2 separate regions of the Homo sapiens genome follow, and region 1 is linked to region 2. Evidence: chromatin loops called from intact Hi-C (ENCODE). Cell type or tissue: PC-3. All regions are shown on one strand. Each heading gives the region's core, and the rest is flanking DNA. Links, peaks and the distances in the headings are about the cores only. Region 1 has its middle 110 kb from the start of MIR4719. Region 2 has its middle 47 kb from the start of MIR4719.

Evidence for each region. A loop is a pair of places that touch in the nucleus more often than their neighbours do. Peaks named below come from ENCODE experiments on the same cell type or tissue, not always from the same donor. Only the 100,000 strongest peaks of a DNase experiment are listed, where the experiment ranks them.
Region 1: it touches region 2 in a loop (6-fold over the local background); 3 of 110 quality-filtered maps call a loop at or near these places.

What each region holds. Positions count from the first base shown.
Region 1 is chr16:76,748,066-76,764,682 of GRCh38, forward strand. No RefSeq gene overlaps it. Among named protein-coding and RNA genes, the nearest start is that of MIR4719, 110 kb to the right of the region's middle. In PC-3, for the core only: no CTCF peak of the experiment used is centred there; no DNase peak of the experiment used is centred there; H3K27ac peaks cover 1,329 bases.
Region 2 is chr16:76,814,119-76,830,735 of GRCh38, forward strand. No RefSeq gene overlaps it. Among named protein-coding and RNA genes, the nearest start is that of MIR4719, 47 kb to the right of the region's middle. In PC-3, for the core only: CTCF peaks have their summits at 9,099 and 9,303; no DNase peak of the experiment used is centred there; H3K27me3 peaks cover 516 bases.

The DNA of each region.
Region 1 (16,617 bases), core at 5,410-13,409, 67 kb before region 2:
GAATATTTTTTAAAAGCTACACCCTTATGAGATTCTAAATAGCCTATTTCATGACTAACAGATTTAAGTAATGTTTTATTGGTAAACTATTTACAGAAAGACAGAAATCATTCACATCAGTTGGGTTCTAAGACTGGATGCATATGATGACAGCACTCAAAAATCTTGAAGATTTCATAGACCAGAAGAAGCTAGGTTTATTTGATTTACACATAAATAAGTAAACATGCACAGGTTGGATCAGTGTTTTGAAGTAAAGACTGGAGGGAACATTCAGCATTATTTTGAGATGCTAAAAGATTAATTGCAGCCATTCAATTCTCAGGGAAAGATGTTTCCCCTTTAGCAGTGACAGTGACGAGAGGCATCCCTGAAATAATAGAAATGCCATGAGAATCGTGGAACTAATTGCGAAATAAGGTTCATTTTTGCACTAGCACTTGGAAAAAAAATGAAAGCAAGAATAGACCAGTTAGATTTATTTATCAAAAGCCTTGTGTGAACACTTATTACAAAAAAGAGAAAACCTGCACAAATTGAGACAGTGTGTCCATTTAAAAAATATAGAAGACAAATTATACTCTATTGTTAATAGATCTTCCATCAAATGTGACAGTGTTGAACAGCTGGAGATTATTGTGTGCTACTGTTAAAGGGAAAACACTATGGATTTTTTTTTAGCTTTTTTTTTTTTTAACAAACAAAGCCATCTGTCACTTTATTCAACAAAGTGGAATCGTGTGGGTAATTATAACCTCTGGTTGAACATCAAATAATGGTAAGAAAAGTAAAGAAAAAGGCTGCAATCATGCTTTAAAAAACACTGGTATATGACCTGAGGTGACATCAGCAGGCATAGTGGCATAAGAACATTCAAACATCCTCTTATCAGTGAAACAATAAGAACACTGGCCACAATTGACAATCACCAAGTTTTTCAGAACTCTGGAAATTTACCAAAAATGTTAACATGGGGAATATTTATTTGAGAAAAAACAGCTGAATCTCAGCAAGAACAGTCAGCTTTGTCACATTTTAACTTTCCCTATTCCCATCCTCCTCTCCCAAATTCCATGGCAACCTTGAAAACCAACAGTCCTGCAATTGCAATGAGAAGCAGCAGCATAGCAGACACCAAAGGGGGCAGAATAAGTTTAGAACTGCCCTCAAGCACCATTCTCAGAGAACTGTCATTATTTGACCTGCCTAGTAGTTCTGCAGAAACCCCCACTAACAGGGCTCTTCTTCATTTGACCTGACTTGGCTCATTTAGTTTGAACAGCGTTTTACATGAGAACGTTTGTCAAAAGTAAGCAAACAAACAAAACCTAGCAGCAATTTTTTTTAAGATTTTGAGTGACTGAGATAGTGATAACAGTTATGTACATAAGTGGCTTTGGAAAGTTTTGCCATATTGCTGGGAATCTAGAATGCCACACATATGCCTAGGATTGTGAGTATGCTAGAGAAGGCTTGAGAAGGCACCAAGTAGCCACCTCTGGATGACTTTGAGGTTCTATGCAAGCAGTTATTTTATCTTTTTCCTGATTGAGCAGTCATCTCTGTGTTGCACATCTTTTACTGTTTTCCAGAGTTCTTATAAGGTGTTTTGTTTTGTTTTGTTTTGTTTTTCTGAGAGGTTGTGCATATTTTTCAGTGTTTCTCTTGGGGAACAGAAGTGAAGACTAAAGCAGAATTATAAACTGCTTGCCCGAGTGTTGAAACATTTCTTAACTTATAAGGTATACAGAGCCCCTCAACAAAGGCTGGGGTACTTAGTAGTTCTTGGCATTTAAGAAAATTGTGAAATCATTTACTTACCACTAAGCTAACTCAATAGGGACTTCAGCGGTCACACATGATGAAGAATACAAACTGTACAGGAAAGTCACTAAACAAACAAATCGCAAAACAATGTCTACCAACAATCACCACAAATCATCTAGACAGGAAAGACTGAGTTTTAGAATTGCCATATTGTACTATTCAAAATGTCCAGTAGGTTGAAAAATTATGAGACATGTAAAGAAATAAGAAATTACCTATGACATAGCTAAAGGAATGAAACTCTTGTCTCTGCGGTTGTGCTGTTTATGACATGAAATTGCATGAACCACAAACAGTCTCATAATCACCAGAGTGAATGATGGGTTTGCTGGCTTGTGCACAGGGGAAGGGAGAAAAGGCTGGGGTTGATTTGGGTGTTAGGATTGGACTTCTGCACTGAGTAGGCTTGTTTTTCATTTGTTGTTGTTAATAATTTTTTGTTGAATTGTAGCACATATTCAGAAAAGGACACAATTTTTAAGTATGCAATTTGATGATATTCAACCTAGATTAGGAAATAAACTATCTTCATTTCAGAATCTCCTCTCATGTTCCCTTCCAGTTTCCAACTCCTGGTGCTGGTTTTTTGCAACATAAATTAGAGATCTCATTTTTTCTCAGCTCAAAACAATTGGATTATAGAGTATATGTTCTTTTGTATCTGGCTTCTTTTGTTAAATATTATGTCTGAGAAATTTATCCACGTTTTGCATTTATTTATAGCTTGTTTATTCTCACTGCTGAATAGCATATGTTATGTAAGCATACCATTATTTATTTATTCTTTCTACTCTTGATAAAAATTTTGGATTGTTTCCAGTTTTTGACAATTAGACTGCTGCTAATAACCTTATTTATTAAAACAAATAATCAAACAAACAAATATTACTCCCTGAAGCAAGCTCATAGAAAAAAAAAACAGTTGTTTAAAAAAAGAGTTATCAGTAGAGATAACCCATAAGATAGCTACGTTCTTGATTCAGTGCTGCTATTTCTTGCAGTGTGGGCTACAGTTTAGATTTGCATGTGTCTCGCGGGCCTGAAACTCCATGAACAGACACAAAAATGACTAGCCAACTCTATTTAAATCATTTAAGTGTTTATTTTAGAAGATCCCTGAACACTTAAGTCAATTGACTATCCAGGCATTCTGAGCTTGTGTCAGTTTCCTGCTCATTCCACCTGGGTGAGCTATTTGTCTTATAAAGCCTCTTTTTAATCAGTCAAGTAAAGCATATCCCCTAAAATCTATTGGCTAGTCAGATGTCAGGGCACTAGAAATTGTTTTCAGCAGTCACTTTGCAAAGCAACTCAGGAAATTTCTTGGCAGATGCCTGTACCTTGTCGTGATACTGTTCTTGTTAATAGTAATCACAAATGAAAAAAATTTCCTTCCTAAGAGGAGGGAAGCTTTGTTCTGAAGAAGTCCATGCAGCAGGAGTCCAAATTCTTCCATCTAGGCAGCCAAGTATTACTGAGATGGAGGTAGGTGAGGTCACCTGGAGACAGTACCTCCTAGATGTCCGGAGTGGCCAGTGAACTGCAGAAGGAGAAGGGGCAGGAGGGTTCCCTAACCGCTAAGCGAAGGAGCATCCGAGGGTGAGAGATAGACCCTCCCAAGGCATGTGGATAGAGAAGTTGGTCATGGCTCTCAGACCCTGCTCTCCTTGGATCTGAAGGAATCTTTGTGGAATTAGGGATGTAAAGCCTCAGACCATCAGAGCACAGCAGCCTCACACACTTCCATGTCTAAGAAGTTTTGACTGATGATTCTGCCAAACAGGAAGCTACTCACTTATCCATCCAGGCTACTGCATCAGGGTTCCTGATGTTCTACAACAGTGAGTCCTTATTTAAGCCTTCAACCCCCATGGCGTGGTCAGAGCATAACGCTGCTATCCCTATCTCACATGCACAGGTAATTTAATGAAGGGATGCTGGCTAGGATCAGTGGCCTAGACCCCGGCTTTCCCTGTGATGTCTGAGTGTGTGAAATTATGCCATAGTGCATGCATATCCCTTTCTGGGCAAGCTATCTTGAGGGTCTTACACAAGGAGAAACATTTCAGAACTTGCCTTCCAGAACTAGAGTCCGCCAGCCCCAACTCCACTGCAAGATTTAAATCTATGGGCTACCAAGCCTCTCCCATAGGCCACCTTACAGAATAAAGCCAAGTTCATTGTGGAGAGACACAGTCTGCACACACGTGACATTTGGTCTTCCTTTAACATGATTGCAATAGTATACAGAGCACATAATAGCAAATAAGTCTCTACAACTAGGAGAATAATGACATTTTAAGGGCAACTAGAACAATTTGAAATGGTGTGTTTCTAGACTACATACATATCTAGCATATACTATTTATTCCTCCATTTATTATTAATTTGTGTCTTATACAAATGTGTGTATACACTTGCTTAGGAATAACAAATGTTTTCTAAAGAATTTCTGCTTCTGCTGCTTATTTCCTATTTGAAAACACAACTCTCTGTGTGTAAAAAAAAATAATCATTTTTCACAGCAATGAGTGTTGAAAATATTACCCTCCCACAAACCAAGACATAAAGTATAAGAGGGGAATACAGTAATGGCGGCTTCCTGGATCAAGCTGAAAACATCATTGCTATGTGGGTTCTCAAGGACAGCTGCTATTCTCTTACACTACTTTCAGCATCTTTATGCTCTTTATACTTGCAAGGAGATTACCGTCACTAGTCCTCCTGTATCTCTTATGCAAACCTTCTTTAGGCTTACAAAGTAACATTCCATCATCACCCACATCTAACAAAGGGAAAAGTCTGGCTTAGTGGAATTTGCTCAAGGTTATAGAATATGTAATTGGAATATTTGGGGATAAAATTCCCCTATCTTATTCTATCACGTGTTGCAGATATAGATCACTGTTCACAATAGAAAGTGAATGACCAAGACACTGGAATGATGCCCTCCTCCATACCCTAAGAGGAAATTAATTAGAATCAGTTTAACTTGAAATATAAATGGCACAGATATCATCTCAGTGCAAACAAAACAGAAAACTTACCATTCAAGTTATTTATGGGGGTAGGGGGGTGATATCATTATCTGACAAATATGGGAGACAAAGACGAGGTTCCCCACCAGGATCCTTCTAAGTCCTATGTCTTGAGACTAGAAACATGCAATGTCAGAGAGGCAGCCCTTAGTAGAGCTCCTGATCTAGGAGAGTCCTATGTGTACATACCATCTTTCACTAGAAATCATAGATGGTTTTCTCCATTTGTTTTATATCACCCTATAGAAGAAACACGTTTGCAAATCTACGTTCTATGTTTAAGCCAAACATTTATATTTCATTATATTATATTAATTGGCACTGATTTGAAAGATGACTACATTGAAGAAATCATGCTATCCCTCATAAGTAGCACCTGAGGACATATTTTAATATGTTTCTACAATATCTTGATCTCTAAATTTGGTATCTCTCTTTAATGACTTTCATAATGACTGGCTTAGGCCATCTATACTCAAGTGAGTTCCAAAGAATTTCAGGGAACTGGCCAATCAAAATTGACCAATTTAAGAGATGTGAAGGGGCACTACTGATTTTTTTAAATGCTGTTTTCAAGGATTTTCTGACAGTTTTAGTGGTAGTTGGAAGAATGTCAAATTTACCCTTTAATAGAAGTAGATTAGTTACAAGAGGGCAGAATAATGTCGCTTTCTCTGTTGCCAAACTCATCCTGAACTGTGGTTTATGCTTCATTCTCTTAACTGAATTGGAAAGGAGTTTAAGTATTTAAAAAGGGAAAAAATGAATATGCATCACATCCTCCTCTAGATTTTTTTACACTGTGTGCATATAAGATAAAATAGAATATAATTCATACTGTTCTAAACCAAGTGGTTTCTGTAATAATTAGCAGACTATATTAAGTAATTAAATACAAGGCTTTGACTTTTGTTACTGAGGCTTCTTGATTCAATACTCCAGCTGTTCTACTTTCAATTTTAGGCTTCCATTAATGAGATGCAATTCATGCCAAATACTAGAAAATTGTTATGAGAAAGAAAGAAAATTAAAATGCAAGTTCTTATTTTCCAAGTGGAATATGATTATTATAAAATTTAAGAAATTCATATGATTGTCTATTTTCATCACAGATTTTAATACATAGTATTGATAACATCAAAAGTAGGTATTCTGTCATTCAGAACTATGTATTACTTATTAGATGCTAAAAATACAAAGAAATTAATTGCATTTTTCTTATAATAGAAATCATACTTTTATATAGTTTAGTACACTGTATCATGTTTTCTGTGCATCTACATTGATGTAATACATATTTTTAAATATTACTTAGAGACATAATACAACATATCAATATGAACTAAGTATAAAGTGGGAGATTAGACATTGTGTGATTGTTACTCTTGCTGTATTCTCTCTATGAGTAATTCAAAATTGGAAACACATTCTGTAGCTTTCTTGGACTGTGTTTATTTTAAGCTTTAATGTCTTCAAGAGTAAGCCACCAATCATGGCAAAAATAACTCACATTTTATCCAGTATGATTGGGGAAACCACCAATATTTAACAAGCTTAATACATTTTAAGCTTTTGTGTTCTTTTTTTCTTTCAGTTAAATTCAAAAACAGCCTTGCTCACAAAATCTAGAATTTCAGGAAAGAAATATGGAATACCATCTGCTCTAAATAAAAGAAATTCTGCTTGATATCTTGGTTCACATAAAAATAATGAGATCTTGAATCTTTTTATGATTTCCTCAGGTTTGAAGGTCAGAAATATTTCTCTACTTTTGATTTACACTGTTCATTAATAGAAATATGGTCATTCCAGTTAGTCCACATTTGTTTGATTATCACTGGCTGAATATATATCCTCCTTAAGAGACTATTTATTTGAAATTTCTAAACACCAATTTCTTTTTTAAAAAATAAACTTCTTATACTGCAATACTATTAGATGCACAGAACGGTGGCAAAGATAGTATAGACAATTCTCATATACTGTCCAGTTTCCCTCATTGTTATTAACACCTTATGTTGCCATGGTACATTTGTCAAAACTAAGAGGCTGACACTGGAACATTACTATTAACTGAAGTCTTGACTTCATTCGGATTCCATCAGTTTTTCCATTACTGCCCGTTTTCTATTCCAGGATCCAATCTAGGATATTGCATTATATTTAGTCATCATAGCTCACAGTGTCCTCTGATCTGTGGCAGTTTTTTAGCCTTTCTCTGTTTCTCACGGCCTTCATGGACTTTAGACGTACTACCAGGTATCCTGTAGAATGTTCCCCATCTGGGATCATCTGAAGTTTTTCTCATGATTAGATTGAGTTCATGGGTTTGGGGGAAAACAAGCACAGATATAAAGTGCACTTCTCATCACCTCACATCAGGGAGTACATATTAACGATATGACCTCACTATGACACTAACCTTCATCGTTTGATAAAGGTAGGGCTTGGCAGGTCTCCACTTTAAAATTATTCCATTTATCTTTCCCTATTGGATTCTTTGGCAGAAAGGAACTAAATCTACATTCAATAGATTTGGGGTGGGAAGGATAAGTTTCCCTGAAAAAAAAAAAGGTGGGGATTATCTACATATATAGTTAGAATATTTCAGTAAGGAAGTTTCTTCTTGCACATTTATTCATCCATTCAACTATTCATTGGTATCAGTATGACACATGCATACTTATACTTGGGGTTACAGTCCAATAAAATGTTATTTTCTTTCCGAAGTTATTTTAGTTCTGGCTTTATTTCAGTTTCACATTGGCTCCTGTATCCCCTTGACATACTCCGATGTTTTTGTTTTTCTAACATACCCTCATTTCCTGTTACTACAAGATCCTCCAGATTCATCTTGTATTTCCTCTGCACCATCTCTAAAATCAGTTATTTCTCTAAGCAACTTGATTTCCTTGTAATGGAAATCGTATTTTGAGGCCAATATTGGAGCACTTGCTGTGCTCATTGGTACTTTGAGTCCTTGCTTCTAGGCCATCATAGAAGGCCGGTGGCGTATATGGATACTAACCCGTGCATATACACATATTTATAATTATTTCGGTAAGTATTCATCTACATATATGGTAAGCTGCTAGGATGGTGCAAAAGTAATCATGGTTTTAGCCATGGAAAGTAAGGGCAAAAACTGCAGTTACTTTTGCACCAACCTAATAAAATGAGTCCATATTGATATCTCTGACTCTTATCCCATACCATGGTGTTCAGTCTAGCTTTTCATACTTATTAATCTATAATTTCACTCTCTAGCAGAAAAACCTGTCCCCTACCATCCACTACCTATTTGCATATTTGTCCAAACCCAGTACATGTAAATATTTTCAAAATTAAAGTACAGCCTTATGGGAAACAAATTTACCAGCTGGAATGCAGTGTTTATGTATATAGTTCCTTTGGTCTTTAGCCTTATAATTTCTAGTCAAACCATTCTTTTTCAAAATTATGTTTTTCTATGTTAGATCTTAATTTTCTTTACATCAATTTCACTGAGATTATTTCATACATTTTTATTACTAGGAGAGTCATTTGCCACAGTCTGCATTCCATTCTAGGGTTCCACATCTCCTGATTGATTTATTTTTGTTTGCATACATTAAAGGTCACTCTTTATGATTTGCAGTTTATGGACTTGACAAATACATAGCATCATGTATCCACCTCTACAAAGTCATAAAGGTTAGTTCTACCACTGTAAAAATTCTTTTGTGCTTTCTCTAGTCAATCACTGTCCCCTGTCCAAACCTCTGACAACCCTTGGTCAGTTTTCTGTCTGATAGGTTTTCCTTTTCCAGAATGTCATATAAATGTAGTCATAGAATTTGCAGCCTTTTAATTCTAGCTTCTTTCACTTAGCAAAATGCATTTGAAATTCATCAATGGTTTTGCATGAATTAATAACTCATTCATTTTCACTGCTGAATCATATTCCACTGTATGGATATACTGCAATTCATTTACTATTCACCTATTGATAGACATCCAAGTTACTTTCAGTTTTTGGCAATTATGGACAAAGTTGCTACATACAATCACAGGGAGATTTTTGTGTGAAAGTTAAGTTTTTCAGTTAGTTGAGTTAATACCTAGGAGCATGACTGCTATGTCAGATGATAAATCTATGTTTAACTTCATAAGAGCCAAACTGTCAAGATGCTTTATCATTTTGCATTCCTACCACCAGTGAAAGAAGGAACTGCTTTTTCTGCATTCATGCCAGCATTTGTCAATGTTTTTGGATATTAGTCATTATAAAAAGTGGGTAGTTGCACTACACTGTGGTTTTAATTTGCAATACCCTGTTGACATGTGAGATTGAGGATTTTTCTAAATGTATTTATTTTCCATCCACATATTCTTTGGTAAAGTGTCTTTTCTGATCTTTTTTTTTCTTATTTATTTATTTTTTTTTATTATACTTTAAGTTTTAGGGTACATGTGCACATTGTGCAGGTTAGTTACATATGTATACATGTGCCATGCTGGTGCACTGCACCCACTAACTCGTCATCTAGCATTAGGTATATCTCCCAATGCTATCCCTCCCCCCTCCCCCCACCCCACCACAGTCCCCAAAGTGTGATATTCCCCTTCCTGTGTCCATGTGATCTCATTGTTCAATTCCCACCTATGAGTGAGAATATGCGGTGTTTGGTTTTTTGTTCTTGCGATCGTTTACTGAGAATGATGATTTCCAATTTCATCCATGTCCCTACAAAGGACATGAACTCATCATTTTTTATGGCTGCATAGTATTCCATGGTGTATATGTGCCACATTTTCTTAATCCAGTCTATCATTGTTGGACATTTGGGTTGGTTCCAAGTCTTTGCTATTGTGAATAATGCTGCAATAAACATACGTGTGCATGTGTCTTTATAGCAGCATGATTTATAGTCCTTTGGGTATATACCCAGTAATGGGATGGCTGGGTCAAATGGTATTTCTAGTTCTAGATCCCTGAGGAATCGCCACACTGACTTCCACAATGGTTGAACTAGTTTACAGTCCCACCAACAGTGTAAAAGTGTTCCTATTTCTCCACATCCTCTCCAGCACCTGTTGTTTCCTGACTTTTTAATGATCACCATTCTAACTGGTGTGAGATGGTATCTCATAGTGGTTTTGATTTGCATTTCTCTGATGGCCAGTGATGATGAGCATTTTTTCATGTGTTTTTTGGCTGCATAAATGTCTTCTTTTGAGAAGTGTCTGTTCATATCCTTCACCCACTTTTTGATGGGGTTGTTTGTTTTTTTCTTGTAAATTTGTTTGAGTTCATTGTAGATTCTGGATATTAGCCCTTTGTCAGATGAGTAGGTTGCGAAAATTTTCTCCCATTTTGTAGGTTGCCTGTTCACTCTGATGGTAGTTTCTTTTGCTGTGCAGAAGCTCTTTAGTTTAATTAGATCCCATTTGTCAATTTTGTCTTTTGTTGCCATTGCTTTTGGTGTTTTAGACATGAAGTCCTTGCCCAAATCAATGTACAAAAATCACAAGCATTCTTATACACCAACAACAGACAAACAGGGAGCCAAATCATGAGTGAACTCCCATTCACAATTGCTTCAAAGAGAATAAAATACCTAGGAATCCAACTTACAAGGGATGTGAAGGACCTCTTCAAGGAGAACTACAAACCACTGCTCAAGGAAATAAAAGAGGATATAAACAAATGGAAGAACATTCCATGCTCATGGGTAGGAAGAATCGATATCGTGAAAATGGCCATACTGCCCAAGGTAATTTACAGATTCAATGCCATCCCCATCAAGCTACCAATGACTTTCTTCACAGAATTGGAAAAAACTACTTTAAAGTTCATATGGAACCAAAAAAGAGCCCGCATTGCCAAGTCAATCCTAAGCCAAAAGAACAAAGTTGGAGGAATCACACTACCTGACTTCAAACTATACTACAAGGCTACAGTAACCAAAATAGCATGGTACTGGTACCAAAACAGAGATATAGATCAATGGAACAGAACAGAGCCCTCAGAAATAACGCTGCATAACTACAACTATCTGATATTTGACAAACTTGAGAAAAACAAGCAATGGGGAAAGGATTCCCTATTTAATAAATGGTGCTGGGGAAACTGGCTAGCCATATGTAGGAAGCTGAAACTGGATCCCTCCCTTACACCTTATACAAAAATCAATTCAAGATGGATTAAAGATTTAAACGTTAGACCTAAAACCATAAAAATCCTAGAAGAAAACCTAGGCATTACCATTCAGGACATAGACATGGTCTTTTCTGATCTTTCGCCCATGTTATAACTAGGTTGTTTCTTAGTGTTGAGGTTTAAGAATTCTTCGTATATCAGATACAGATATTTTATTAGGTATGACTGTCGCAAATGTGTTCCCAGTCTGTGGCTTGTATTTCCATTTTCTGAAGAATGTTTTTAGAGACTTAAAAGATTTTGGGCCAGGCACGGTGGCTCACGCCTGTAATACCAGCACTTTGGGAGGCGGAGGCGGGCGGATCACCTGGTCAGGATAGGGAGACCATCTTGGCTAACACGCTGAAACCCCATCTCTACTAAAAATACAAAAACAAAAAATTAGCCAGGCGTGGTGGTGGGTGCCTGTAGTCCCAGCCACTTGGGAGGCTGAGGCAGGAGAATAGTGTGAACCTGGGAGGCAGAGCTTGCAGTGAGCCGAGATTGTGCCACTGTACTCCAGCCTGGGCGACAGAGCGAGATTCCATCTCAAAAAAAAAAAAAAAAAAAAAAAAAGATTTTGGTAAAGTCCAACTTGTCACTATTCTTTCATAGATTGTGATTTTGGTAAAGTATCTAAAAATTCATCACCAAACACAAGTCATCCAACTTTTCTCCTGTATGTTATACTAGGAGTTTTATAGTTAATGTTTTACATTTTGATCTATAATCCTTTTCCAAGTAATTTTCACAAAAGATGTGAGGTAGTTGACTAGATTAATTTTTATTGTATATGGATGCCCAGTCATTCCTGTACAATTTTCTGAAAATACCCTTCACCACTAAATTATCTTTGCCTCTTTATCAAAAACCAGTTGCCCACTGTATGGCCCTATTTCTTAGTTTTCTATTCTGTTCCGATAATCTAAATGTCTATTTTTTCATTAATGCCACACAATTTTGTTAAGTTTAACTGTATAGTAGGTCTTAAAATCAGGTCATATGAGTCCTCATTTTTCTTTTTCAGAGTTATTTTAGTTATTCTAGAGATACACTCATTTTTAAATTAATGTTTTTGGAAAGAAAAAAGATCTGCATAGTTGTACGATTCTAATAAGAAATGTTTTTAATTTCAAAGATTTTCTTATCTTTTAATACTTAATATTTAGTATTGTTTTTCTGCTGTTAATAGTAATAGTGGAGGAGCTATGTTAATTTCAGACCAAGCAGACTTCAGTACAAGGAAAAATATGAGGAACAAAAAGACACATTACACAATAATAAATGAGTTGATTTTTCAAGAAGACATGATTGCGCACCTAGCAACAGAGCATCAAAATATATGAAGGAGAAACTTACAGAACTACAAGGAAAAATAGACAAATCCAACAAATAGTTGAATACTTTAATGCCTCTCTTTCAGTAATTGATAGATCGAGAAGGCAGAAAGTCATTAAGGATATAGTTAACCCGATAGCACTATCAGTCACTTTGATGTAATTGGCATTTATCAACTAATCCAAAACAGCAGAATTCACATTCATATAGCAGCCACATCGAACATTCACCAACATTGACCACATCCTAGATAATAAAACACACCATAACCAATTTAAAAATTTAGAAATCCTGTAAAGTATATTCTAGAACACAATGAGAATAAACAAGGAAAAAAATCAAATTATAAATTCTCCAAATATTTGGATATTAAGCAACATGATTCTACATAACACATGAGTCAAAGAAATCTCAAATGACTTTAAAACTATTTTGAACTTTTAGTGATGGTAAAGATATAACTGACTATTTGTGTGGTGCATCGAAAGCACAGCTTAAGGATAAATGCATAGCATTAAACACACACGTCAGAAAAGAAAGAGATCTAAAATCAATAATACAAATTTTCTCATAGAACGCCAGGGAAAGTTATTTAAGCCTAAAACAAGCCGTATATATATATATCTGTATGGACTAGCTTTTATATATATAGGGACCAGCTTATACATATGGTCCCTAAAAAGTATCAGTGAAATTTATAAACCTCTAGGCTGGCTAATCAAAAGAAAAAAACACAAGCAAAAGAAAAAGAGGCAAACAGCTGGAAAGAGAAGGAGGGAGGAAAGGAGGGAGAGATGATAACAGGAAGGAAGGAAGAAAGGAAGGAAGGAAGAAAGGAAACAAGAATTACCAACATCACACATGAAAGAGAAATTATCGTTACTGAACTTATGGATATTAAAAGGATAAAAATACTATGAAGAATTCTATGGCACACATGCTGTAATTTAGATAAAATAAACCAATCCCTTGAAAGCAACTATTAAAATTTACCAAATAAGAACTAGATTATCTGAATAGAACTAGATTATCTATATTTTTTAACTTGAATCAATAATTAGTTATACATTAAAAAAAGAAAGCACCAGGTTCAGATGGCTTCAGTGTGGATTCTTCCAAACATTTAAGGAAGAAATGAAGCCAATTCTTCTAAGATTTTCTTTAGAAAATAGAAGCATCTGTTTTCTATTCCTTAAGAAAACAGAAGCATCTATTTCTCACAATAGAAGTGAGACATCACTTTCTAATTTATTCTATAAACCCAACATTACCTTAATTTTAAAAAAAAAGAAATATTGTAAGAGAGGAAAACTACAAACCAATATGCCTCATGAATATACATGCAACAATCCTCAGCAAAATATGAGCAACTCTAATCCAACAATATATAAAAAATAATTATACACCACAACCAAGTGAGATTTGTTCTAGGTAAGCAAGACTTTCTGATAGTCAAAAATCAACCATTGTAACTGACAGCATCAAGTGGCTAAAAAAGAAAAATTATTTGATATCAATTGATGCAGAAAGAAAAAAACCATTGGAAAAAACCTAACATATGTTCATAATAAAAATTCTCAGTAAAATAGAAACAAAGGCAATGATATGGTTTGGATATTTGCCCCCCTCCGAATCTCATGTTGAAATGTGATCTCCAGTGTTCAAGGTGGGGCCTAGTGGGAAGTGTTTAGATCATAGAACGCAGACAGCTCATAAATGGTTTGGTGCCATCCCCATGGCAATGAGTGCATTCTTGCTTTGATAGTTTAGGTGAGATTTGCTTGTTTAAAAGAGTCTGGTACCTCTTCCTCCTCTGGCTTACTCTCCCTCACCATGTGATATGTCAGCTTCCCCTTTACCTTCTGAGTTTTCTGAGGTTCTCACCAGAAGCAAATGCCAAAACTATGCTTTCTGTACATAAACCCTGCAGAACCATGAGCCTAATAAACCGTTTTTTCTTTATAAATTACCCAGTCTCGGATATCTCTTTATAGCAACACAAAATGGACTACAACCAAAATTTGGTACTGAAGGGTGGGGCATTGCTATTATCTCAAATGTGGAAGCAGTTTTGAAATTGGGTAACGGAAGAGGTTGAAAGAGTTTGGAGGGCTCAGAAGACAGGAAGATGTAGGAAAGTTCAGAACTTCTTAAAGATTGTTAAGTGGTTGTGATACAAATGCTGATAGAAATATGGACATTGAAGGCCAGGCTGAGGAGGTCTGATATGAAAATGGGAAATTTATTAGAAACTGGAACAAAGGTCACCCTTATTATGCTTTAGCAAACAACTAGGTTGCATTGTGTCCATGTCCTAGGGCTTTGTGGAAGGCTGAACTTAAGAACAACAACCTAGGGTATCTGGCAGAAGAAATTTCTAAGTATAAAAAAAGGTGGTATGACTGCTTCTAATAGCCTACAATGAGATACAGGAGCAAAGGAATGACATAGTTGGAATTTATAATTAAAAGGAAAGCAGAGCATACAAATTTGGAAAATTTGCAATCTATCCATGTAGTAGAGAAGTAAAAAACATCTTCAGGAGAGGAATTCAAGAGGCCTGTGGAGAAACCACTTGCTAGAGACATTTGTAAGACTAAAAGGGAGCCAGGTGCCATCCAAGACAATGGGAAAAAGGCCCATTATTATTTCAGAAATATTCAAGGTAGCCCCACCCACCACAGTCCCAGAGGCCTAAGAGAAAAAAACAGTTTTATAGGCTAGGCCTGGGGCACCACTTCCTTGCTCAGCCTTGGGACAGTGCTCCCCACATCCCTGCCACTCCAGCTTCATCTAGGACTCAAAGAGCCTCAGATACAGCATGGTCCACCACTCCAGAGAGTGCAAGCCATAAACCTTAGTGGTTTCCACAAAGTGTTAAGCCTGTAGGCACACAGAATGCAGGAGTGAAGGAAGTTTGATGGCTGCCACCTAGATTTCAGAAGATGTACGGGAAAGCCTGGGTGCCCATGCAGAACCCTACTCTACCCTATTAGGGCAATGCTGACCGGAAATGTGGGGTTGAAGATCCCACAGAGTCCCCATCAGGGCACTGCCTAGTGAGCTGTGGGAACGGGGCTACCATGTTCTAGATCCTGGAATGATAGATTTACCAGTAGCTTGCATACTGAGCCTGGAAAAGCTGCAGGCACTCAACTCCAACTCCTGAGAACAAGCATTGCATCCTGCAAGGCCAAAGGGGCAGAGCTTCCCAAATAGAGTAGAAGCTTCCTGAGACCTTCATTAGAAGTAAATGCCAGCACTATGCTTCCTATACAGTCTACAGAACCATGAGCAAAATAAACCTCTTTTCTTTACAAATTATCCAGCCTCAGGTATTCCCTTACAGCAGTGCAAAATGGAATGACAGAGAAAACTTTCTCAATTTGATTAACAGAATCCATTAATAAAAGACACCCTACAGCTAACGTCATACTTAATCATGACAAAAATCAATGCTTTTTTTTCCTGTGAATGAGAACAAGTATATCCTCTCTCTCCACTCTTATTCAATATTGTACTAGAAATTCCAGCTAGTTCAATAATACAAGAAAAGGAAATAAAATCTATACAGATTGGGAAGAAAAAAATAAAATTTTCTTTTTTTCACAAAATATTGTCTTTCTTTTGTTTGTTTGTTTTTGACATGGTGTTTCACTGTTGTCGCCCAGACTAGAGTGCAATGGCACGATCTTGGCTCACTGTAACCTCCATCTCCTGAGTAGCTGGGATTACAGGTGCCCATCACCACATCTGGCTAATTTTTTTATTTTTAGTAGAGATGGGGTTTCAACATGTTCACCAGGCTGGTCTCAAACTCCTGACCTCAGGTGATCCACCTGCCTCAGCCTCCCAAAATGCTGGGATTACAGACATCGAGCCACCGCACTTGGCTAGATTATCAATGTTACACATAAACTAGAAAACTCCTAGAACTAATAAGCAGTTATAGCAAGGTAGCAGGATAAAATGATAATATATAATATTAATTGTTTTCTTATTGATATGTTTTAGATGTATGTCCCCTCCAAATCTTATGTGGAAATGTGATGTCCAATGTTTGAGATTGGCCCAAGAGGGAGGTATTGAATCATGGAAGTGGTTCCCTCATTAATGGCTTGGTGAAATCCCCACAGTAATGAGTCAATTTTCACTCTGGTAGTTCACGAGAGATCTGGTTCTTTAAAAAGAATGTGGCATCTCCCCTCTCTTTCTTGTTCCCTTTCTTACTAT
Region 2 (16,617 bases), core at 5,859-13,858:
AACATGACTTCTACCCCTTATCTTTGTCCTCTTGTCTGGGACTGCGGCTACACTATGTCAGAATTTTACCCATGTTCACTATCTTTTAAATTACTCATACCACATATTTTCTAAACTCTTCCTTATTCTTGGTATTCTTGCCTACCCATCTAAACTCTCACAAACTGTCTAAACTGCCGCTATATGCATTCATTTGGCAATTATTTTCATTGTATATGGTTTTATTTCTAGAACTTTGGTTTTACACTTTATTAAAGCTTCTAGTTCTCTGCCAGTTTTTTTTCTTTTCTGAGATAGAATCCCGCTCTGTCACCCAGGCTGGAGTGCAGTGGCGTGATCTCCGCTCATTGCAAGCTCCGCCGTATTAGCCAGAATGGTCTCGATCTCTTGACCTTGTGATCCTCCCAAAGTCCAGAGATTACAGGCGTGAGCCGTCGCACCCAGTCTATCTTGTCTTTTAATAGTCTAAACATTTTATTTTTTTTTAAATGAAGTCTCACTCTGTCATCCAGGCTGGAGTACAGTGGTGCGATCTCAGCTCACTGCAACTTCTGCCTCCCAGGTTCAAGCCATTCTCCTGCCTCAGCCTCCTGAGTAGCTGGGACTACAGGTGCCCACCACTATGCCTGGATCATTTCTGTATTTTTAGAAGAGACAGTTTAGAAGAGACACGTTGTCCAGACTGGTCTCAAACTCCTGACCTCCAGTGATTAACCCCACCCTCGGCCTTCCAAAGTGTTGGTATTACAGGTGTGAGCTACTATGCCAGGACTAATTGTTATTTCAGGGTACATATCTGATCTTTTCATTGCTTTTCTTCTTTTGCACCTGTTTTTGTTATCGTTTTTCTTTAGTTTTTAGTCAAGTCGTATTTGATGTCAAGTTGTATTGAATTCTGTATGTTTACATTAAATACAAGACTTCAAGATTTATTTCTGCTTCAAGCAAATATCTAATTAGGAGTAGCTTGCCTTTATCTTTTTGAGAATTGTCTATTTTAAATGAGATGTTTCAACACTGGTGAGCACTGCTATCTGGTTCAGTGGTTCACTTATAACTTTAGGTGATTTCAGGAACCCAACAAAAAGCCTGGTTGGTTTCCCCAGTCCCTTCCTCCTGAGTGAATATAAAGTCCATCTTTGCTTCCTCCTCCCAGTCGCATAGGACTGTGGCCATTTCTACTCCTCTGAGCCCCTTAGCAACTGTTTTCAGAACTGGCATTGCCTTGAGTGGAGATGGAACCAAGTGTCAATCACATCCCTTGACTTTTCTTTTTCCAGATCTTGGCCCTACAAATACTCATGGCCTTAAAGGTAGCTCTCTAGTATCTTCAAACATTTTTGTTTCTTAGGATTTGGGGTCCAGTTCATTACAGTACTACTGTACACACAAACTAGTCTACCATTATAAAGTGAACTTCCCTTTTCTGATTTTAAAAACTAAAAGAGATTTGACAGAGGGTTTAGACACACACTGCTTTTTGAAGGGAGCCACTCACTGGCTGGTCTCACCTGTTTCCCTGCATCTCACTCTTCTCCCCAGACAAAATACCAGACTGCAGAGTTCATTTGATTTGAGCTACAATACCTCCTGTTTATTGATTCACAGATAGACAAGGTGATAATAGCTTCTGTCTTGCAATATTGTTTGCTGACAATTAAGGCACTATTTTTTGAGTAAAAACATTCAGAGAAAATATGGATAGTGAGGATAGTAATAATTTACAGTAAGAATCAATAAAGCTGCAAAGTAAAAGAATAGATAAAGCATGATGAGATTGTTGGAGGATCTAAACAAAAATAGTAACAGTAACATCTTCCTAGAGCATATTAACTTCTCTTTGGGGAGAAATAGTGTTATTGCATAGAACCAAGGGTATGTTAACCCTAATAAACATATTTTAGAAAGCAAGAACAAAACCACACTGGTAGAATATGAATGTTAATGTTAGCTTAGGTTGACTCTGCTGATAATTGATGGTGAGTCTTGGATCTTTAGCAAAATAAGCAACAGTTGAAATTTAGGAAAATCATTGTCCTTGTTAAAATTGTGGTGGGGAGAATTTGGTGTCCCTGTGTTCATACCCTTCCCCACCTGGACATCTCTTCCAGATTTTTGCAGGCAGATGAATAATGAAACTGGCAAATGAAGGAAAAGCTGTGAGAAAGCTTCAGAGTAGAGTGGCATAATTCAGGCAATCAGAAGAACCAATGTCCATAATCCATCTCATATTGCATCCAGCAGGCCATGTCATATACTAGTTATTTTATATAACAGTAAAAATTATTCTAACATAAGCAATGGTGAAGTTCCCAATGTTCTCTGTTCAGAAAGTTAAGGTTATAAAGCAGGCTTCACTTAGTGGGAGCTAAGAAATAGATAAACCCTGGATAGGAAGAAAAAATGTTCTTTATATGCAAAGATAAGCTACAAAAACTGGTGATTTGGTTTGATGCATTATAAATTAATGACTAAAAAGCAAGTTTGACGGACTGAGGGACTGAGTTCTGTTAGATATTAATGCACATATCACAAGTGTGTACAATCTGATTCATTTAAGCATACCTATATGACTAGTACCATGACCACAAAAATCCTTCCTTGGCTCTTCCTGCTCAAAACTACCAGCCGAAGCCATTTTCTAGACTTCTAAACCAATTGACTATTTGTTTTTGAAATGTTTACAAATGTCATGACATACTTAAACTTGTGTCAAACTTGTTAAACATTGAATTTGTGAGATTATCTATAGTTGTTCCTTGAAGTATAAGCTGAGTTAGAGTTTTGTATATTCAATTGCATAAATACAATATGAATTATCTGTCCATTCTACAGGTGGTGGATATCTGGGGCTTTGGCTATTACAAATGTTTCCATGAATCTTATTGTATATCTTTTAATACATATATTCTATGTATAACGGTTGATTATATACCTGGGGGTTGAATTGCTGGGTCATGAAATATATATATGCATACTAAATGTGAAAATACATAGTTTTTAGTATACACGGCCAAAGAGATGTCCAAAGTACCAGTGAGCATTTTCCCTTCCACCAGGAGAATACCAGTTACCTTCCCCCACATTCTCTCCAACATATGGCCATCCTTTCAATTGTATCCACTCTGGTGGTCATGTAATTTGCACTTTTGTATGATTGATGGAAAGTATTTTATTTACTGAGTTTATTTACTGAGTTTATTTACTAATTACTCCCACTCTGCTTTGCCTCTGTCATCTCTTTGGTGTCTTTTAATAAACAAATGTTCTTAATGTTTGTGAAATCCCATCTGTCAAACTTTTCCTGTAGGACTACTGCTTTTTGCATCTAGTTTCAGAAAATTTTGCTTACTCCAAATCATGAAAAACATTTTTTTGGATTCCAGTTCTCTGCAGAATTCCTCTCACCAATATTTTTGTGATAAATCAGTTTTAAACTTTCTGTGAACTCCAAAATGTTGATCACAGGCTATGTTTACTATTGTTATTGTTTTCTTGAAACTCTTTTAAATAAAATGTTCATTTTGTATGAAAAAAAATTTCCAGATTACAGATGCCATATTCCTTCCTGGAAACTGGCAGGGTTCTTTTGTGTGAATTTAAAGTACAAGTTCAGTTTTGTTACATGCATATATTGCCTGGCAGTAAAGTCTTGGCTCTTAGTGTATCCATTATCTGAATAATGTACATTTTGTACCCATTAAGTAACTTACCCTCCCCACTTCTGCCCGCCCTGCCTAGTCGCCAGTGTCTGTTATTCCACATTCTATGTCCACATCTACACATTATTTAGCTCCCACTTACAAGTGAGGTATGACTTTTTTTCCTGAGTTGTTTCACTTAAGATAATGGCCAGCACAGTGGCTTACGCCTGTTGTAATTCTGGCACTTTGGGAGGCCAAAGCAAGGATTGCTGGAGCTCATGAATTCAAGAACAGTGTACGTAACATGGCAAAACCCCATCTCTACAAAAAGAAAAAGAGTCGGGCATGGTGCTGCACGCCTGTAGTCCCAGCTACTCGGGAGTCTGAGAAGAGAGGATGGTTTCAGCCCAGGACATCAAGGTTGCAGTGAGCCATGATCACTGCACTTCGGCAGTCCAGCCTGGGTGAAGATAGTGAGAGTGAGACCCCAGTCTTTTTTTTTTTTTTTTTTAAAGTTGCATGTAGTTAATTTACAACATCACTGTGGGAGCCGAGATTCCAGAGTTGAGAGTGGGTTTAGATTTTTTATAAAACCTGGCCTATTTTCTGGTTACTCTACTTACAAATTGTTTATCAGGATGCCTTGCTACTTAGGGAAACTAAATTCTAGTTTTGTACTTTACTGTGCTGTGAAACTGCAAAGTTCTGATTCTTAGAAATCTAGACCAATCTTCGCTTAGCCTCTCACCCTGTGGCCCTTTTCCATTGACAAACAGCTCAGAGATGAAAATTGGAGCAGCCAGGTTCACTTTGCACCTCTTCCCTTCCCTGCAGGATCTGGCCCCTCAAGTCCTGCCTACTTGAAAAAATCTGAGCCCGATCTTCGAATCTGCCTCCTTATAAGACTGTCAAACACTGCTTAGCTGCTACTTTCTGTTCAGCTTTTCTACATCCTACCCTATGCTGTTTAACAATCTGCAAATGTCTTGACTAAAAATATGGAATGTTGGGCTCATCTCCAATGTGCTTTCCTTCTCTCCAGGTTCTTGGCTCCAGAACTTCTAACTGCCTTGATAGCTCTCTGATACCTTCACAAATGTGTTTCTTATTATACTTCCTTTTCTAGTGTTCTTGGCATACATTTTGGTCAGCTGCAAACTAATCTATCATCACCAGAAGCAGAAATCTTCAGTTACTACACTCTTGAGTCCAAAAATAACCCTAAAAATGAAAGAACATGATTGATAGGACAAAATTACCATCAATCTAAAATATTTAAGTCAATGTATGACCACATTTCAAATGAGATTATTTGCTGATTTGATAATTGAAATGACTCATGGAGCTACATTAATTTGGCCCCTCCAGATCCCAACGTGAAAGATATAATTAAGAAAGTATTAGTATATATTTAATGCATTTGAACGCATAATATATTTATTTCACTTGAAATCCAAGAAACAGCATATTCTTGCCACAGAAAGCACTTTCCTAATTAGCTCTAGTGGTAGCTGTTATTTATTGTTCACAAGCACTTTAATATGCATTCTCATTAAATACAACTCATGAAATACACAAGGATTACTGCTGTTTATATTTTTGAGATGAGAAAATAAGCAAAGAGTGGAAAGAAACTTGTTTTAAAGGCACACTGTAGTAACTAGAGCAGCCAAAATTCAAATCAAGTGTATTTGATTCCAAAGCCCAAAGGCACATCTTTTGTATATACTATTCAATAAATTTACCCGGAGTTAGCTTGGGAGGGAAACTAGTGAGTATGTACATAAATATAAATGTAAATGGCATGTTTTCATCTTCTCGAGGAAATTTCAGCATTCCTGATACCGTGTGTACCAGCAAAAAGGACAAAAGAAGCAAACACTTTCACCTCTACTCATCAGATTCACCGAATTTGTTACAATTTTTTAATAGTTCGAGGTCCCCACTGGAAAAGTCAGCGCTGATTGCATAAGCTTCACCAGGAGCTGCAGCCGTCCCAGCATCCCTGCTTGTTAGTTCAATAATGCGGAAGTGAATATGAAGGCTGTGGGGGCCTCTGTGATAATATTGTTGGAATTTAGGATGTTATTAACAATTTGCAATACAAATGAGTAGTCTGCAGGAGAGGAATCATACTGTGATCATACCTAATCAATGTAAGAATTAAAAACAAGCTAACATGTGGGGAGGCACAGATGCAGATATTAGGAACTAAGCTTTTAGCCTGCCATTAGACTGCAGTCATTGGATTCAAGGTCAGAACATATGTGCTCAGATTTTATATTCTTTATTACCATTTTCATTGAACAGGAGCAAAACTAGAAAACTTCCTCACATGAATGTACGGAAAGAGTCTCTTTTGCTTCCATGCTAAGTAGAAACTCCTGGGACCACTCACTGGCGATCATATAGACTGAACTGAGATGTAAATCACAATCAGCTGTCACAGTGCGTTAATGATCAGAAAAGGTCTTAGATGTGCCTTCATAATGCATTGTAATTTATTTAATCTCCTCTCTTTACCTCTCTTAATTCGTTAACTCTCAAAACATTTAATGCACACCCTTTCCCGGTGTGTGATGGCTAATAGAAATCCAGCCTAAATAAGGAGTTGAGCGGTTTTTGAACAGTTAGGAAGTCTGGGGGTATATAAGGGCTTAAAATACACATACAATCCCATCTCCAGAAAATACTTTTCAGTGTAAAAGGAATGCTGCATTTAGTTGAATTTGTCTCTCTTGTCCCAGGTAAAGTGGTGGTTTCTTGTTTCAGTAAAGCGCTTTTAAGGGCTCTTACAATTATATTTTTATTTCTTACATATATTAAGTGTCAGTTTATTTTGGCAACAACTTTAAAGGCTATTGAAAAATGATTCACTGAAAGCAATTAAAAATCTTTAAGAATAACCGCGCCGGGCGCGGTGGCTCATGCCTGTAATCCCAGCACTTGGGGAGGCCGAGGCAGGTGGATCATCTGAGGTCAGGAATTCGAGACCAGCCTGACCAACATGGTGAAACCCCGTTTCCACTAAAAATACAAAATGAGCCGGGCATGGTTGCACATGCCTGTAATCCCATCTAGTCTAGTCAGGAGGCTGAGGGCAGAGAGAATCACTTGAACCCGGGAGGCGGAGGTTGCCGTGAGCTGAGATCATGCCATTGCACTCCAGCCTGGGCAACAGAGCCAAACTCCATCTAAAAAAAAGTAAACCCAGCAGTCCCACTTTAAATCATTACTGTTAGAAAATTTTTATTTTCTAAAATTGAGCATCAAATAAGAATAGCCAGATCTTTTACCAAAATATTGATAATTTGTATATGAGCAGTAGATCCTTCCTATGAATACGAAGTAATGACAAAAATATCCAGTTATTTAAGGATATGGGTAGTTGAGTTGATTGCTTTACAATTTTCTAATGCTAGTTTTCTTTCTTTGAGATGGCCTCTTTCACCCAGGCCAAAGAGCATCGCTGTAATCGCAGCTCACAGCAGCCTCCACCTTCACCATGTCCAGCTAATTAAAATTTATTTTTATTTTTTCATGGAGAGAAGCCTTCACTATGTTGCCCAAGCTGGTCTCAAAATCTTGTGCTCAAGTGATTCTCCCACTTTGCTCCTGGAAGCAAAGTGCTGGGATTACAGGCATGAGCCACCACACCCAAAACTAATGCTAGTTTTTTTCACGGATAATATAGTTATCACCAACCAAATAAAGGCCTACAGAAACCCAGGGCTAATGTTTTATCTGTAATGCACCTGATCTGTTCTTAGGCCTCCATCTACATCTGTTACCAGTATTCTAAGAAGGGCTGTATTCAAGTGGGAAGCACGGTAGGTTTAAAAATACTCTCCAGCCTTTATTGATCATCTGTAGAAAATATAAGGGACATAATACATAGGATATAAGAATATAGATCAAATCCAGCCTTATATAGATACATAGTAATTGTATGCTAAGTGTACTAGTCTGTTCTCATGCTGCTAATAAAGACATACCCAAGACTGGGTAATTTAGGAATGAAAGAGGTTTAATTGACTCACAGTTCCACATGGCTGAGGAGGCTTCACAATCATGGTGGAATGCAAAGGAGCAAAGTCACATCTTACGTGGTGGTAGGGAAGAGAGTGTGTGCAGGGGAACTTCCATTTATGAAACCATCAGATCTCATGAGACTTACTCACTATGATGAGAACAGGATGGGGAAAACTGCCCCCATGATAAAATTATCTCCCCCTGGCCCTGCCCTTGACCCATGGGGATTCTTACAATTTAAAATGAGATTTGGGTGGAAACGCAGCCAAACATGACTAACAAATTCATTATTTTTTAAATCTATGAACATAGGATAGTATCTACTTTACACAATTGTTCTAAAAATAGTAATATATTTGATGGACTGATTTTAAACAGAATGGAATTTAATGCAAGGATTTTGGAGTTTACAAATCCACTGGAGGATCTGAAGAACAGTACACAGCATACAGGTATCCCTCTGTTTCCATGGGACACTGGGTTATGTCCACCGATTGCATATAGGCTTATTTCCTTGTCCTTATTCCCTAAACACTACAGTGTAACAACTACTCACATAGCATTTACTTTGTATTAGGTACCGTAAGTAATCTAGAGATTATTTAAAGTATACAGAAAAATGCATAAATTGTGTGCAAATACTGTGCCATTTTATATAAGGCACTTACACATCTTCTGATTTTGTATCCATGGGTTGGGAAAGGGGGTACTAAAACCAGTCCTTCACAATCTCTTGGATACTGACCCTATGAGATGTAACGTAGTACTCAAACCTGACTTTCCATCTGAATCGACTTTCCATCTGAATCACCTGGAAGGCTTGTTAAAACACAAATTGCTGGGTCACGCTACCAGTTTCTTACTCAACGTGTCTCGGGTCAGACCGATCACTGGCTTTTCCAAAAAGCTCCCAAGTGATGTTGATACAGCTGACCTAGGGGACCATACTATAAGAATTACTGCTCTAGGGTAACAACCACTGAGGCTGCACCTAGACCTAGGCTGGAAACAAGCTGCTGCCACTACTGGTGGAGAATTGAACAAGGAAACTGCATTCCAGAAAAGTCAGATCCAGAAGGCTCTGCTGCTGCAGCTGCCTCTTGACCTTCAGGAAGATGTTTAGTTGGCAATGAAAAGCTTCTGCAAGGAAGCTCCATTTCTCCATGGTCCTGCCCATCAGAAGCCTGCACTTTCATCTGATAATCTATAAGGGATTTTTATTTTTTTTTTCTTTTAGCTTTATCAGGTCGAAGGAGGATACAATAGAGGTTAAATAACCTGTTTATTTTTTAAAGTGTCAATTTCTATTCTTTCTGGGTTTCCAACATGTCAGGTTATAGAATGCAACATTAACTGAAGTGATTGACTAATCTCCTTTCTTTCTCACTGAAATTAACTAATTTGAGACAGAGTCTCCCTCTGTCGGCCAAGCTGGAGTGCAATGGCGTGATCTTGGCTCACTGCAACCTCCGTCTCCTGGGCTCAAGCAATTCTCTTACCTCAGCCTCCTGAGTAGCTGGGGTTACAGGCGTGTTTTGCCACGCCTGGCTAATTTTTGTATTTTTAGTAGAGATGAGGTTTCACCGTTCTGGCCAGGCTGGTCTCGAACTCCTGACCTCAGGTAATCCGCCCGCCTCAGCCTCCCAAAGTGCTGGGATTACCGGCGTGAGCCACCGCACCTGGCCTTGTTTTAATTCTTTTATCTTGGAAAAAATAGACCTGCAGAAAATTTCATAAGCACTTTTTTTGGATTTCCACATCTCCCTTCATTGCTAACATTGTGTCATATCTGCTTTCTCTATTCAGTATTTTTGCTGAACATGTGAAAGTTGTAGAGATCATGACTCTTCAGTAAATTCAACATGTTTTATCAAAGAACAAGGGCAATTTTCTGCATAATCACAGTGAAATTATCAAATTTAGAAAAGTAAATATTCAGTGATGTTATCAATATACTTCCATATTCAAATTTTGCCAATTACGCTCTATTTATATGGCAACTTTTTTTTTTTCCAGCCCATGGTCCAACCAGGGTCACATACTACATTGAGTTGCCATGTTTTATATGCTTTAATTTGGGGCAGTTCTTCAGACATTTTGTCTTCCGTGATAGTGATATTTGTGAGGAGTATAGTCTAGTTGTGTTGTGGTCTATTCAGAGTTTAGCTGAATCTTTCCTGTTGTTTCAATTCGAGTTACGCATTTTTTAGCAGAATACTGCATAAATGATACGTGTCCTTCTTCGTAGATCATATCAGGAAACACCTATTGTCATTTTATCCCACCAGTGGTTAAAGGTGGTGTTCACCAAATTTCTCCACTAAAGATACATTGTGCGTTTTGTTAAGTTCTCTGTGGTGAAAAATCTTGAAACTGCAAAAATATCCTGTTCTGAAATCAACTTTCACCTAATGGTTTTAACATCCAGTAATGAATTTTTTTCTGCATTGGTTATTTCTAAGCTAGTCTGAAATAATGGTTTTTCTGTAGTCCCGATAGTATTAGAATTGGCATTCTACAGAAAGAATAACCTTTTCTTCCATCTGTTTGTTGATACTGGGTAATGCATGAAAAAACCATTTTGTAGAAAAGAGCTAATAGTATTCTGACAACCCTTTAAAATATGAAGCAAAAATACCCATTGGATTTGATACTAGTTCTTTGGAAAATTTGACACAATCTGCCAAGCAAAGTTTATCATTTATTTTGAGACAGAATCTTGTTCAGTTGCCCAGGCTGGAGTGCAGTGGCACAATCATGACTAACTGCAGACCTGATCTCCCAGGCTCAAGCAATCCTCTCACTTCAGCCTCCAGAGTAATTGGAACTAGAGTTATGTACCACCATGCCTAGCTAATTAAAAAGAAAAAAATTGTAGTTACAGGTTCTTGCTATGTTGCCCAGGCCAATCTCAAACTTCTGGGCTGAAGGGATCCTCCCACCTCAGCCTCCCAAAGTGCTGTGATTACAGGCATGAGCCCACTGCACCTGGCCAGAGTTGACTTGATTATTGGCACAAACTCCTTTTCATTTCTTGGTAAACATTGTATTGCCACATGGAAGACATTTTCAATGTTTGCCAGCTTTTGGAAGATTTCTGTGGCCTGGTAAAAACATGATGGCAAAGTGGAGAAGCAGGGGAGCTCTACTCTGAATCTTCATATTTAGACAGATGCTTTCTGTGTTGTTCTTGGGTCTGTATACTCCTGAGATGACATCTTGCTTTTCTCAGTGTACCAACTTCTCTTTCTGATTTGACCAGCTGACTGTGTATTTTAAATATGCATATGCAAACAGAAATGTTAAATGTTTTACATTTCTTTCGTATTTTTGGATGCTTTAGCCTACAGCTCTTCGCAAAATTTTCTAGCCCTAAGAGTCTTTTTATTGTGGCAACTAAATTACATAGGCTATAACAAATAACTTATGGCATACTTTACAGGAATGTAATTGCCTGTAATGTCTACCTGTTTAGAGACATTGGCATCAAATATCATCTTAATGATATGGGTATGCATTCAGTTTTGCTTCTTTCTCATATATCAGAAAAGTAGGATGTTAGGAGTATTGGAAATATAGTGCATTCTACCAAAAAGTAAGATAGTTCTTAAATACAAAAGTTTATTAATCCTTATACATTTTTAATAAACACATCCAGATTGGATTCTTGTTGGTTTTATCAGTGAAGGGAAATGAAGACATTTTCTGAAATTGGCAGGGTAAATTTTGAAGTGGTTACTCTTTCAGTTTCTTTTTGTTTTGATTTTAGATTATATTTTCCCCCCAAATTCTATAATCTAGAAATATGTCACGTAAGTCATTGTTATTTATCTTTGAAACTTCAGTAGAGACATACTGTATACATGTAGTCTACAAATAGTGATTCAGCATGGGAGCAAGCTGAATGGAAGAGTGAGAAACTGAACCAAATCCTGTTTTAGAAAGAACCATGGAGATGGTAATGACTTGTGTTACGAACACAGATCCCCCCACTAGCCGTCGATTTACCAGTCTGTACTGATAAATGTTCGAAGTGATTTGTTATCCAAGTCAAAGATGGCCATGAGAAAAACAGAAAAGGACAGGATTATGTAGCAACTTGTTTTGACTATTTTTAAGCTACTCATATATTAAGTTCCTTACAGAATTCAGAAAAATGCAAAGTAGAAGAAAAGATAAAATCTCAGAGGTGTGCAGTTAGTGCTTTGTCCACTATGGGAATGAAATGAAATACGGAATGATCTGACGTGGGTAAATTTCTTAAATAATGTGAACTTCTGTTTCTTCAAGGCAAGTTTGTTACAGCTGTGACTTGAAACGTGAACAGATCATTTGCCATGGCCACATTAGTCCGTCTGCGGAAACTCAGCCATGTATTTTGTGTGTAAATGCAGTCCTGATCATAGTATATGTGTTCATTCTCCACTAAAGCCGACATCCTCCTTGTAATCTCAAGACATATATTAATTTGTAACTCAAAACTGTTCATTGCCACATGAAAAAGGGAAATTTTTTTTTAGTTTTCCAACTACAATCTGAAATAATATTCCTTCAGAAATCTGATTACTAGAGACCATTTGACTCCACAGAAATATCTTAATGCTATAGTAAGTATAGAAATGACAACAGCAAATATTGACCACTATGTACCAGGCTCTGTGTTAAGTTTTCTGAATATAAAATATGAATTACAACAGTTTGTATCTATTTTGGAATTGACTAAATTTAGGTTCAAGAAGGTTAGGTAACATACCCAAAGTAACTCAGGGAAAGTAAATGTTCATATGTGTAACCTCTCAGGTAACTGGGAAACACGTGAAATTAAGCAGTTTATTTTTCTTAAATATATGGGTTAATATTTTTAAGAGGTCAACATCTAATTATTTTTAAGGTGCACACAGTCTGAAAAATATTTACAACTTCAGAGTTCAGTAATACGTGACAGTGGTCAAAAGTATCACTGTTGGCAAAGAAATATCCTGGTGTCTGCATAAAGGTCTATTAAGCTGTAACCATAGCTGTTGAGTTCATTTTGGCTTCTGTGATTCCCCCCCTCCGCCCCAGACAAATCGGATTCCAGATTGCCTCGTGGCATTGAAATCGGGTTTTTTTTTTCCATTATATTATTCTTTAAAGTTGATTTGCATTAAGGACTATGCAGTGCCTGCCATTTTAGCAGCTTTCCTTTTAAGTGTTCTTGGTGATTTTGTTAAGAGGCATATAGGAGTAAATGTGTGCAAGAAAAAAATACACAGAATAAAGTATATATAAATATAAATGGAAACTAAATAGATACATCTCAAGGAAAGACACAAAAACATTTATTTCCTGCTCCTGCAAATCAAAACAAAGCTTGTAGGGACTACATTTGATTTATTTTCTTCACAAAAGAATCATGTTAAGAGTGTGAATATATTTGTGGATATGTATTTGTAAGTGTTGACAAACTCTTGTTTCATTTGTGTGAAACTCCTACACTTGCCTTTACTTAATCAAAATCTTTCCTTGTATTCTGGAACTGCTTTTCCTGAGCTTTTTCACCAGTTAAAAAATTAAGACTTTCATTTCAATTAAGGGGGGGAGGTGGGTGGAAAGCATGGGAAAATAGAGGAAAATAGTGTCTTTCAAAGACAAATAGTGGGAGAAGGGTGGTGGGAAAGATTTTTTGTGAATTCATTTCAAGCTAGTTTTAAAAAATTCATATTTCACTAATAAACTGAGACCTTTTAAGATATTTAGGTGAATTTCTTAAAATGGCCAAGCTCAGGAATGTGAGAACATTGACATTCAGCACTTCTGTGGGTTAGAAATTCCTCTTCTTGCATAGGAAGAAGAGAAAATGCATGTTATCTATTGAGGTCTTTTCCACCTCGTCAAACAGCTGAGAGTCACCGACTTGTATTTTTGGATTACATCCGTGACTTTATAAATGACAATATGCTTCAGGATATTTTCGTTTTCAGGTCTTCAGATCTGCCCATAGTCCTCTGTAGGGAATGTGACTTGCCCACCTTCCTTAGAGGCATTCCTGTTTTTTCCTGTGATTCTCCCTCGTTCTCCCCAGTGCTGGTCATCAGTGATCATACAGGACTGGATACCTGATCAATGGAAGTCAACAACTTGGCTTTTTTGTTGTTCTATGAACCTGCTAGGAGTAACTATAGCAAACTCGCCTACCAAGAAGCAGACAGTGGGACGTATACACAGAGAAATGGAGTGAGAGACCCTGAGGCTCTGGAATGGGCTGTGGACAGGGAGCGGAGCTGCTTCAGTCCTGATGTATTCCGTTTCCTTGAACAGACCACGTAAGACCAGGACCTACTTTGTATTCTGTCGTTGGATGCCACAGATATTCCTGCCCATAAAGATAGTCTTCACTGTGTAGAATTTGGGTAGAATTGCAGTCTTCTTATTACTAGAACTAATAGGAAACCCTCAAATATTTCATCAGTGCGTTCTGTATTCGGTGAACAAAAACTGATTGTAATGTAAATGCGGGATTCATTATTTACTCATTTATTCACCACTTTTTGATGAATGCTTCATGTTCTAGGCACTTTCCTAGGGGCTGTGGTTATAGCAATAAACAAAATGGACAAATGTATTTATCCTCATGAAGCTTGCACTCCAGTGTGGGAGACAAGTAATAAGAATAAGAAGTGAGGGATGTTAATGATATCTTCTAGAGGAAAACTGAGGAAGAGAACAGGAAAAACTAGAGGGAAATGTGCATTATTTGCAATGTCCGGAGTAGCCTTTATTTGGCAAAACAATGCTGAAGATGAGGGAGTGAGCCAAGAGGAAAACTAATGGCAGAGAACTTGGAAAAGAAGAAACAAGGAATGAAAAGGACTTTAGGGGGGTCATGCCTAGCAGGTTTGTAAAACAGACAATGGGGTGGCTAGAGTGAAGTGAGCAATTGAAGGGTAGCAGAATCGAGATCAGAGGAAACGGAGCCAGATTATGTAGAACCCAATTTCCAATTCTCCTAATTAAAAAAACCTTACTAGCAACAAGGGACAAGAGATTATGCACAGGCTGTTATCACCTGCTGAGTCCTCAGAGGCTGAGGTGACACACATGCTCCTCCTTGCTTATATGCACTGCTGGAAGAATGGGAAAATCAATTGATTAAAATCGTGCTTGTGCTATTTATATTTTGTGATAATGGGATAATTATAGGCTTCCAGGGTTTTTTGTTAAAATTAATGATAGGTGATTGCATGGAACGTCTTAGCTTTCAGTATAGGAGTTCACGACTCTCTGACTTATGTGGGGGATTATTATGGATCTATAGGCTATTCATCAAGGTTCATTCAGTTACAAAAAACAGACTCTTTTCAAACCTAACTCATGATAAAATCGTTCTAAAGAGGGGACACGGACCTAATCTTCATTGGATGTGTCATCCGTGTGAAGTGCAGGACAGCAGTGGTAGAACTCAGTTTCTCAGGACTGAGTTTCTCCTCCATGGTCTGCAGGCTTGCCTGTCTTCTCTCTCCTGGCTTTTTCTACCAGGTAGGAGGCTCTGTTTTGGGTAGATAGTGAACACCAGCACCCCCGACCCCCGCAGAGGCTTTAAAATCGAGGCTCCTTGTCTACTCATTTCTAGTTAGAAAAACCTAGGGCTTCCTTACCTGCTCTCTCTCCTGGCCAATCCCTAGGGAAAAACACATCATTCAAGGTGGGGTAAAGAGTTCGTTTCTCCACATCCTCCTCAACACTTTGGATCTTTTTGTATTTTTTTATAATGCCCATCTTGACTGGTGAGAGGTGATATCTCATTATGATTTTGATTTTTATTTCCCTAAAGATAAGTGATGAGTATCTTTTCATGTACCTGTTAACCATTTATACATCTTTTTCTGGAGAAATGCCTATCATGTTCTTAGCCCATTTTTAATCAGGTCATTATTATTTTGCTGTTGAGTCATTGGAGTCCTTATACTTTTATATTAATCCCTTATTAGATTATGACTTGTAAATATTTTTTCCCCACTATGTAAGTTGCCTTTTCTCTCTGTTCTTTGTAGAATGCTTCTACTCTGATAAAGTCCTACTTGTCTAATTTTACTTTTGGTGTCATATCTGAGAAATGATTGCCAAGCTCTTGCATAGCATTGGTGGGAATGTATAATGGTAGAGCCACTATGGAAACCAGAATGGCAGTTGTTAAAGCCAGAGTTACTAGCAGTTATCCAGCTATGCTGCTTCTGCATATACATCCAAAGGAATTGAAATCAGATTCCCAGAGATAGCTGTACTCCCATGTTCATTGCCACATCAATCACAACAGATAAGATGTGGCAACAATTAAATGTCCATCAACAGATGAATGAATAAAGAAATGTGGTATAGATAATGGAATATTTTTCAGCCATAAAGATAATCCTGCCATATGCTACAACATGGATGAAACTGGAAGACATGATGCCAAGTGAAATAAGCCAGTTACCAAAGGACGAATACTGTATGACTCTACTTCGATGAGACATCTAAATAGTGACACTCATAACAACAAAGTAGAAAGGTGGTTGCCAGGGATTGAGGGGAGGGCAAATAGGAGTAGCTGTTCCACAGGTATGAAGTTTCAGTCATGCAAGATTAATGAATTCTAGAGATCTGCTTTAAGACACTGCCTATAGTTAACAGTACTGCGTTGGGCACTTGCAAATTTGATGAGAAGAGGATATTTCTCATGTTAAGTCGTCTTACCACAAAAAATTAGGGTGAAAGAGGGGGAAGTCTTTCCCTAAAACGGGATATGAGAGTGTGTTTCCATCAGACGGGAGGATTCATGAGTACGATAGTCTCCCTTATCCACATGGAATACGTTCCAAGACCCCAAGTGGAAGCCTGAAACCACAGATAGTACTGAACCCTGTATATACCGTGTTTTTTTTTCCTATACATGCATACTTATGATAAAGTTCAATTTATA